Linked DNA regions of Homo sapiens: region 2 is linked to region 1. A link is an interaction called in ENCODE POLR2A ChIA-PET data of the cell type or tissue named here. Cell type or tissue: PC-9. All regions are shown on one strand. Links, peaks and the distances in the headings refer to the core of each region. The heading gives the core; the rest is flanking DNA.

Region 1 (5,382 bases), core at 137-5,136:
CCACACAAAAGAATCTAGACCTACCTTATCCAACACAATAGCCAATAATCACATGGGGCAATTACGTCCTTGAAATGTGGCTAAGCCAAATTGAGGTGTGCTGTAAGTATACACCACCACCAAATTCTGAAGATTTAGTTTTTTGTAAAAAGCACATTAATACTTTTTATATTTTAGATATATTGGGTTAAATACAAATGTATTAAAATTAGCTTAATGTTTCTTTTTACTTAAGAGTATGACTACTAGAAAACTGAAAATTATCTTTGTGTCTCACATTATCAATCCATTTATTGAACAGCAATGATATAAACAGCGGAATTAAGATATTGACTGTGAACATCTTTTTATGTTGCAAATGTTGCATTAGAAGAAATATATCACCTATTAAAATACTGGAATAATTAACTATCAAAGGTATATTATTAAATCCAAGTGCAAAACTCCATATACTATCTTTTATTATATTAAAGACAGGTACACTACTCTATCAAACACTGAACCTGTACTGAGCAAAAAACTAACCTGCTCATTCTGAATGACTTGGCAAATACAGGGTTTACAAAATACATGTGCACAATGTGTTATCACAGGAACTGTTAAAGAATCCAGGCAAATTGCACATTCCTCATCTGAACCTGAGCTCAGAATTAACTTCATCTTCCTTATTAACTTCTTTCTCAGTTCTTCAGGTGTATCATTTCCTAGAGAAAAGGCTGAAAAATTAATTTCAGAGCAAGGTTTGTAATATGACAAGTTAATCTATCTTATAAGGAAAAGTTTCGCTTGCCAGTAGGGAAAGTCTCTCATCATTTTCTGCCATAGGCAAAAAGCATAATTTAAATTTGAAATTTAAGAAACATTCAGAAGCCAAAATAGTAGCCAACTCACATAATATACCTCATAGAGAAGCATCATTATAACATGACAATAACATACCACCACACAATAAAAGGCAGATCCAATATGAATCTTTCATCAAAGGGTATCTATCACCGGAATTCCTGGAAAGACCTCATTATAATTCCATTTCATTGGTAAAAAAATTATTGGATGTATTCCTAGCTGAGTCTCACACTAAAAGCAATCTCCATTTGACAGAACAAAATAAACTAAATGTATGCCACATAAAAAAAATTTATCACTCTTATTTAAGTATCTCTGACAAATACAATGATATGAAGCAATCAAATTTACCTACCTGAGGGGCCATTGGAAGACACTGCATTTGTAAGAAGGTAAGTATGGCAACAAATTTGCCGCAGTCTAAGCAAAAGACCCAGGACATCTGCATAATGTGCCAGGACAGTCCCTTCATTAAAATACCTAGAGATTAAAATGTCAAATATTATTAAGTCCGCTAAACAATAATAACTTCCTATTCTAAAACAGCAGAGTAAAATGGCATTTTTCTTTTCTTCTCTAGAAATTACTCCAAAACAAGAATGAAAAGCAGAAAAGCAACTCTAATAAAACCAAGAGAGATCTATAACAATAAGGCACAATATATGAGAAATGGCTGCCAATTGCAGTCTAAGTCAGATAGGAAGATGCTGAGAGGGATGACTGCAGATCTCAAACAGAGCTGCCAAAACACAATTCTTTAAAATGGATGGCATGCCCTGAGGGGAAAATCAATACCTCTCATGTGCAGAAACAGGAACAGGGTGCATGCTTGGTGACTTGAGCTTCCATGGAGAAATTTATATCAAAAAAAGAGGGAAGGTAAACTGAATACAGAAACATACAGGTGCACTGTATTTTCAAAAAAAGACTATGGGCACAGCACTCTACACTCCAAGCACCCCTAAAGTTTCTGATCTCTGTTTATGTGTACTAATAAAACCTAAAGTAACTCAACATGTAACCCTGAGTCTTAAGTAAATTGGGTTATTTCCTGCTGGTCGGGGACATGATTGTGACCTTTCCCTTTTGTATATCTGGACTAGCAAATAGCTAGTCCAAGAAGAACTCAAGATATTCAAATATAAGTAATAATCAGCAGAGAGCAAAGGTAGGGGACACATGGCAGTGAAAGAAAACTCAGCAGAAAAATGTTGCCACAGAGCAAATAAAAATTATGACCAAGGATACTGTCACAATTTAACACCACTCAATAAAACAATTCCTCCAAAAAAAAAAAATCTTAAAGCAAAGACAAAGAGCTTTGAAAAAATATGGCAAGAGAACAGGAAGAGATGAAAGATGAGCTGGTATGGCTCAAGAAAGTGAAAGAAAACAGTGAATCATCAGAGAAATGAAAGTCACACTGAAACCAATATAAGCCAATATAAAAAAAGACTAGTCACTGATAAAAACATAGAAAAGGATGTAGGAAACAGGACTGAGAAAATCAAAATTAAACAAAAAAATGTAAAAGATCAGAAATAAAATGATACCTATGGAACACAGATAAAAGACATCTAACATACACAGAGAGAAATAAAATAATGGAACAGAAAACAATATTTAAAGAAAGCTTTCCAGGAAAGAGAAGGGGGGAAAAGCCTGGAATCTAAAGATTTAAATAATATCACATGTCCCAGGGGAAAGTCAACAAAGAAGTTGCTGAACTTCAGAGGGAAAAAAAAAAAAAAAAAAAAAACCAGGCTTCCCCACAGAAACATTCTATACAAAATACAGTGGTACAATGACAACATAGATTCTTAAGGAAATGGGTGATCCAAAAATTATATAACCAGGCCATCTGATATTTAAGTATTTTAAGGCAACAGAAGAAATATAGCCTAACGGCTAAGAGTACAAATTTTTAGAGCTAGCTGGTCATGAATTCAAAACCTGGCTGTGCCAATTTAATTATGTAACCTTGGACAGGTTGCTTAACCTATGTCTTGAGCTTCCTCAGTTCTAACAGTGGCATTGTAAAAGTACCTACCTCATACAACTACTGTTATTTAATTTAATACATGTAAAGTATTTAAAATAGTGCCTGGACTATATTAAGTGCTATACATGAATCTGTTGCTAGTATTAGTACTGGTAGTATTATGGCAACAAACATTTCTGAATATTCAAGAATGCAAGGAATAGGCAAAATAATACAAAGATTAAACTTACAAGCTCTAAACCAAAGTGCCAGAGTTAATCTGTCCTGTCACTCACTAGCTGTGTGACAACAGTGTAAGTCACCTAAACTGCTCTGTGCCTCAGTTTCCTCACTTATAAGATGTGGATAATTATACTGACCTAATAGGATTGCTGTGAATACATTTAAAGCACTAAGATCAATGTATAACACCTAGTGAGTGCTAAATAAATGTTAGTAAATATATAGCCTATTAAAAAGAATACTTTAAAAATAACTTATTTTCTGAGAACAGTTTCAATAAAGTTAATCTTTTTCAACTTTTTCAAATAGAATAACCTTTACTAACACTAATTATTCCCTGGCATGGTCATATCTTACTGATACTCAGCATTTCAATTTAAGAGATCTCTTTTGAGTGCCTACCATGTGCTAAATATTAGAAGCTTCCTTCCTCCTATTTCACCAGCCATTGCTATCTTCACAGTTAGATCTCTTTCACTTTACTCACTCCCTTGGTGATCTCATGGCTTTAATTACCATCCACACATAGCTGACTTTGAACTCGACTCTCCTATCCAACTAATTATTTGATATCTCTACTTGGAAAATTCACGGGCATCCTATGATCAATGTGTCCAAAACTGAGCTTCTGATCTTAGCTTAAAAAAATCTCTGCTCTTCCCATAGACCTGTCTTGGTAAACAGCAATTCCAGCCTTCCACTTATGCAGGTAAAAAGGCTTGAAGTTATCTTTGATTCCTCTTTCACATGCCATAACATATCAACCAGCAAGTTCTGTTGGTTCTACGTTCACAATTTAACAGAATCTAATCATTTCTCACTCCCTTTATCACTACTATGGTAAAAACCACCATCATCTCTTGCTTTGACTGCCACTGGTCTCCCTACTTCTGACCTTATTCCTATTCAAATAACCTAAATCTGAGCACAGCAGCCAGAGTGATCTTTTAAAAATATAAATCAGATTACGTCCCTCTCCTGGCTCAAAACCCTTTAAGGTTTCCTGTCATAAAAAGTAAAAGCCAAAGTCCTTGACATATGCGTTACATACCCCCATTCCAATAAATCTCTGATATCATGACTATTTTCTCTCGTTCATACTATCCAGCCACACTTGCTTCTCTGTTATTCTTCAAGCTCACCAGGCATGTTCCCAACTGGGAGCATCTACACTTGCTCTTCCTTCTGGCTGAAACACCCCTTAATCCCAATCTCCTTTAGATCTTTACCTATATATCATCTTCTCAGTGAGGTCTTCCTTAATACCCTACTAAAACAGCTTTGGCATTCCCCATCCCCTTTCGTTGCTTTATTCCTTAAAACTTAATCATGTTTTTAAATTATCTGTTTCTTCCCATTAAAATATAAATTCCTCGAGTGCAGGCATTTTTGTCTGTTTTATTCTGCTGTATCCCAATGGGTATAAGTGCCTGGCACACAGTGGGCACTTAATAAATTTTTGTTGAAAGAATATGAAAAGAAAGAAGATTTTGAACTCAGAAATCTGCTGCTTAGAACAATCTTTCCCACTCTCTCTAATTCCTATCAAACCTGCTTTGTACCTACCTCACTGAAGTTTTTATGTTTTGAAGATTCCCCTTTCACAGTCCTATTCTGCTTTCACTTGTCTCTTATTCATTCTGTTCCCTGTGGGCTCACATTAAACCTGATCTTGCTTGGACCAGAATTTCATACCTTCTACCAATCCTTAATCTTCTTGTTAAACCTATTTCATCAGTTCCTATTTCCAGATTTCCATACGATTTTGGAAATAGAAGCAAGCAAAATCTTCTGGCTAGCAATTGAGAACTTGTCATTTAAAGTAAGCTTTAAATTATTTCCTAACTTAAAAAATTACTTACCTGGTGAATTATACTATTATTTCATTCACTTTATTGATTTGTAAAAAACACTGTAATTCATAGAAGCAAATTATCTTTCAGTATACTTCAAACTATTGCTAACACATCTAAATAATGTCATTCAGTGAATGGGAAACAAAGTAAACAAAAACTAATTTTTAACATGGTTTTCTTTCTCCATACCTTCCAATAGTGGCTCTGCCTTCATTTTTCACAGACTGATAAATCTTTCTCTCTTCATCTGAAAGTGTAATGTGCTGAATAAATACTTTACGTTCTGGTAACTCCAAAACAGGTTTTCCTTTAATTTTGCTTGTCTTTGTTCTTCTAAGTGTAATATTTTTAATTAGGGACTGTAAACGCCTAATCAGAATAAAACAAATAATTATGTAACTTTTAATTTCTACATAAATTGATCCAAGAAGAACGAAACAGAACATTTTAATTTGT
Region 2 (5,382 bases), core at 251-5,250, 66 kb after region 1:
GCAAACAACCACATTGCCATGAATTAAGAATATTCACAAACAGTTTACAAATTCTGGAGAAATTAGGCAGAAAGAGAAATATGCCTCAAAGTCTGTTTACAAAAGTATATTCTACTCAGTATATTTAGGCTACAAATAGCTCAAAACAAAAAAATTTCTCCAGACTCTGAAAAAAACAAAAAGAATCAGCAATATTTCAAACAAAAAAAGCCATAAAAATTATTTCAGTCCTCCATTAGTTCAGTCCATACAGTTAACTCTTGCTCTGCTTCATAATGGGTTAGCAATCTTTATGAACATACCAGCCTTTCAATTAGTGCCCTGGAAGTTTTCTTTCTAATGTAATGGCACAATCTCCAAAGTTATCAGAAACCTGCACTCAGAGTCCTTTCATGAACTCCCCCAAAGAAGCAAGCCCTGGACTGTAGCTAATTATAAGTCACTTTTTGAGAAGGATCAAAGCAAAACAACAATTGTAGATGGCAAAACTTAGCATGGCCATAAAGACACAGTTGACAAGATAATTTGGTTATTTCCATGGCGTACAACAATTTAATAATCATAATTATTACTGACAACATATATTAAGACATACCAGAATTTTAGGAGTCTCATACAATCCTGGAATACATTGGCAACACATCTAGAAATATGACCCAAAGGAAGCTAACTATCACCTCAGATTTGACAATGCTTCCTGAATAATTCTAACAGAACAAATAAGCCTAATATATCTCTCTTGGAGAGAGACAGGTGACTTCAGGGAACCTAATATCCAAAAAAGTTTGTTTAAGGTCAAAAAGATTGAATTTAAAACCTGAAATTCCACTCTTGGAGTCTGTCAAAGGTTTAAGACACTTCATATCACAAAATAGGATCATAGGTCATTATGAAATAGTCATTCATCTAGCTGAAATGATAAAACAAAAATATTTACTCTTTGATAGACAGACTCAGTTTCCCAAACAATAACACCTAATAAACTCAACACGAAGCCAACTAAATGTGTCTCCCCCCGTCCATTTTTTTTCCTGCAGTTTACTTAAAAGGTAAACACAAATCTCTTAAGATCTCTTACGTGAAAATGTTGTTTAAAAGAGAAAACCAAATTTTACATTTGTATGGTATATTATTAATACTAAAGCTGATTTAAATAAAACCTTATAAACAAATCTATCTAATTTTAATCAGTTTGACCATAAAGTAAGATTTCCATAAACTTTTTTTTTTTTTTTGAGACAGAGTCTTGCTCTGTCACCCAGGCTGGAGTGCAATGGTGCAATCTCGGCTCACTGCAAGCTCTGCCTCCCGGGTTGATGCCATTCTCCTGCCTCAGCCTCCCAAGTAGCTGGGACTACAGGCGCCCGCCACAGCACCTGGGTAATTTTTTGTATTTTTAGTAGAGACAGGGTTTCACCAGGGTCTCGATCTCCTGACCTCGTGATCCGCCCGCCTTGGCCTTCCAAAGTGCTGGGATTACAGGCGTGAGCCACCGCGCCTGGCCTCCATAAACTTTTTATAACCTTTTACAATTTTTTATTAAATAACTGATTAATGCTCCAAGAAAACCCTGTTATTCTGACACACAGTCCCAGATGCTGGCTTGCATCAGTATGCTTTTGATATTAATGTTTAATTTACAGAAACACTCTAATCTTATTATTCAAAATCAGCACTTACAATCTCACGCGCCCACCTCTTCCACTATAGTCCCTGGGCCTAGAGGGATTGCTTAGTTTTAATTTCCAGCCCTGTGTCTCATGAAAGCAGTTAATTTTGATTGTTGCCTTCTCTTGCATCTGAAGACGATAGTTCAATTGGTGTCAATGCTCAAAATTTAAAGGGGTAAGTGCCTTCTTCAGATCCAGGAGTCAAAGCCCTTAACAGCACAAGCATTAGTTAACAGGATATTTATACTGCAGAAATTCCTATCACTCTCTCTAACATGTTACAAATTAAAACACTATAATTTGGTGTATAGGAGTTACTGCCTGCACCACTTCCAACCACCGTATTAAAGTAGTTAGATTACTCATGGCATGTGTCTAATTGCTAGCATTCTGTGATAGATCTATGACCAAAAGCATCAAAAAGTGATAGGTCCTATGCCAACTCACCAAAGTAAAACAGCTAACCTTTCTCTCCATCATTAAAAATAAAAAATAAAAATAAAAAGCAAATGCAAATATCAGTTCTGGAAACTCAGTATGAAGATAAATTATCTCCCTTCCCTTAAATTCTGTACTACAAAACAGGCACAAAGTAAGAACAAGCACACAATAATTTATTTTCAGCTATTTCAACGAGCATCATCATGCATTTCCAAGATTGGTTTGTAGATATAGTACTAACAACTGATTAGGTAACTTTCACCACTAAAATCTTCAAACCAATTTAACATTTGTACATATTTTATTTTCAAGTACACACATGAAGCCCTAACAGTGATAAAAAGCTTAGGATCAAAGATCACTAGAAAGTCTCCCCTTAAAAAAAAAATTACTACTTAATTGAAGTGACTGTCACTTAATTTTAATAATGGTTAATGCAACTAAAGCAATTACAGAGAAATCCTGGTCAATGGAATTCTTTAAGAACAAGGCTGGCTGGGCACAGTGGCTCATGCCTGTAATTCCAACACTTTGGGAGGCAGAGGCGGGCAGATCACCTGAGATGTGGAGTTCAAGACTAGCCTGACCAACATGGTGACACCCTGTCTCTACTAAGAATACAAAATTAGCCAGGCATGGTGGTGCATGCCTGTAATCCCAGCTACTTGGGAGGCTGAGGCAGGAGAATCACTTGAACCCGGGAGATGGAGGTTGCAGTGAGCCGAGATTGAGAGGTGATAGCGTGCTGGCAGCCCTTGCTCACTCTTGGCGCCTCCTCAGCCTCGGCGCCCATTCTGGCCATGCTTGAGGAGCCCTTCAGCCCACCGCTGCACTGTGGGGAGCCCCTTTCTGGGCTGGCCAAGGCCAGAGCTGGCTCCCTCAGCTTGCGGGGAGGTGTGGAAGGAGAGGCATGGGCGGGAACCAGGGCTGCGCAAGCGGGGCTTGCAGGCCAGTGCGAGTTCTGGGTGGGCGTGGGCTCGGCGGGCCCCACACTCGGAGTGGCCTGCCGGCCCCACCAGCCCCGGGCAGTGAGGGGCTTAGCACCTGGGCCAGCAGCTGCTGCTGCACTCAATTTCTCGCCGGGCCTCAGCTGCCTTCCCGTGGGGCAGGGCTCAGGACCTGCAGCCCACCATGCCTGAGCCTTCCCCCCTTCACCCCCTGCTGTGGGCTCCTGCACAGCCCGAGCCTCCCCAACGAGCACCGTCCCCTGCTCCACAGCCACCGGTCCCATCGACCACCCAAGGGCTGAGGAGTGCAGGTGCACAGCAGGGGACTGGCAGGCAGCTCCACCTGCAGCCCGGGTGCAGGATCCACTGGGTGAAGCCAGCTGGGCTCCTGAGTCTGGTGGGGACTTGGAGAATTTTTATGTCTAGCTAAGGGATTGTAAATACACCAATCGGCACTCTGTATCTAGCTCAAGGTTTGTAAGCACACCAATCAGCACCCTGTGTCTAGCTCAGGGTTTGTGAATGCACCAATCGACACTCTGCATCTGGCTAATCTAGCGGGGACGTGGAGAACTTTTGTGCCTAGCTCAGGGATTGTAAACACACCAATCAGCACCCTCTCAAAACAGACCAATCAGCTCTCTGTAAAACAGACCAATCGGCTTGCTGTAAAATGGACCAATCAGCAGGATGTGGGTGGGGCCAGATAAGAGAATAAAAGCAGGCTGCTTGAGCTAGCAGCGGCAACCCACTTGGGACCCCTTCCACACCATGGAAGCTTTGTTCTTTCGCTCTTTTCAATAAATCTTGCTACTGCTCGCTCTTTGGGTCCACACTGCCTTTATGAGCTGTAACACTCACCGCCAAGGTCTGCAGCTTCACTTTTGAAGCCAGCGAGACCACGAACCCACTGGGAGGAACGAAGAACTCCAGATGTGCCGCTTTAAGAGCTGTAACACTCACCGTGAAGGTCTGCAGGTTCACTCCTGCAGCCAGCGAGACGAGACCATGAACCCACCAGAAGGAAGAAACTCCGAACACATCCGACCATCAGAAAGAACAAACTCCAGACACGCCGCCTTTAAGAACTGTAACGCTCACTGTGAGGGTCTGCAGCTTCATTCTTGAAGTCAGTGAGACCAAGAACCCACCAATTCCGGACACAAGATCACGACATTGCACTCTAGCCTGGGTGACAGAGTGAGACTCCGTCTCCAAAAAAAAAGAACAAGGCTAATCTTTCCTGAACATTAAAACTTTGCACCCATATCACAGTTTGTCCTCATGACCTAAAGGAAAAGATCTGAAATCAATTCAAATTATTAAGTGAATTGAATTTCTTTGGAAACAAACACCATTTAGAAAATCTTATTCTCATCTACTTTTCCAAATAAGATATATAATGTACTATTTCTGCTTAGAACTTATAAAAGTCTTTTATGTAATTTTTTTCACCAGGAACCCTAAAGCTCTCATAGCTCTTGGGAGCATCAGAAGTAGCAAAACCAATCAAATTTCAAATACCTGGTATCCTCTATCAATTTTTAGAGGCTTGATAATGGTAGCTTAGGAATTTTTGGATAAATAGAGCAGATAGTGAATTCTTGGAAATCCATAGGAAACAAAATGACTATTCATAGAACCAAATAAAAGCCTTCCGTTAGAAACTAAAAAAAATCAATGGTGTTTTATGTGTTTATATAAGCAAAATGCAAAGGAGAAAAAACAGCAAATAAATGAAAATTAGAAGAAAAAAAAACAAAGAGGAAACCACTCCCCAATTTTTCTCTTACTTGGTTTACCCAGGAGGCTATAGTATTGCCCAGAGCCTACAAAAACAAATGATGAATATTTTGTTCCTGGTACACAATTTAATGTCTTTAAGTCCACCAATACCATTATGTATTTTTTGCAATTGAGAAATTCACTTTAGGTACATGACCAGTAAGTACTTTAGTGCTGAAACTGTCTATGCAGAATAGCAAAAATAGTGTGAAGCAATGCAAGCATATATGTGAAATTTGGCTCCATGCTAACTAAATCTGGCTTCATGCTTAACTTTATTAAAAAAGAATGGCCAAACTGCCAATGTATTTCTTTACAATATTTTCTTATTTTACTTTCTTCGAGATTAAGAACTTTATGAACAGTGTTAATTCACTGAATTTCTCCAATTTTCTATCAGCTTTTAAAGAATATTTTACTATCTAAGCTTTTTCAACTTTTTTTTTTTAAATAACCAGTCATTTTACTTTAGGACAAAAATTTACCTTACAATTTACCATCCTTTCTCATATGAAAGTATTCTCTTTTCTTTATACCCT

What was found. ChIA-PET counts read pairs that join two places held together with the same protein. Peaks named below come from ENCODE experiments on the same cell type or tissue, not always from the same donor. Only the 100,000 strongest peaks of a DNase experiment are listed, where the experiment ranks them.
Region 2: POLR2A ChIA-PET joins it to region 1 with 5 read pairs; 3 of 35 experiments call an interaction of 5 or more read pairs at or near these places.

The regions. Positions count from the first base shown.
Region 1 is chr3:149,040,965-149,046,346 of GRCh38, forward strand. HLTF (helicase like transcription factor) reads right to left here. Exons shown (of 25, transcript NM_003071.4): 18 at 5,116-5,295; 19 at 1,202-1,326; 20 at 526-704. Among named protein-coding and RNA genes, the nearest start is that of HLTF-AS1, 43 kb to the right of the region's middle. In PC-9, for the core only: no CTCF peak of the experiment used is centred there; no DNase peak of the experiment used is centred there; H3K27ac peaks cover 1,914 bases.
Region 2 is chr3:149,106,373-149,111,754 of GRCh38, forward strand. No RefSeq gene overlaps it. Among named protein-coding and RNA genes, the nearest start is that of HPS3, 21 kb to the right of the region's middle. In PC-9, for the core only: no CTCF peak of the experiment used is centred there; no DNase peak of the experiment used is centred there.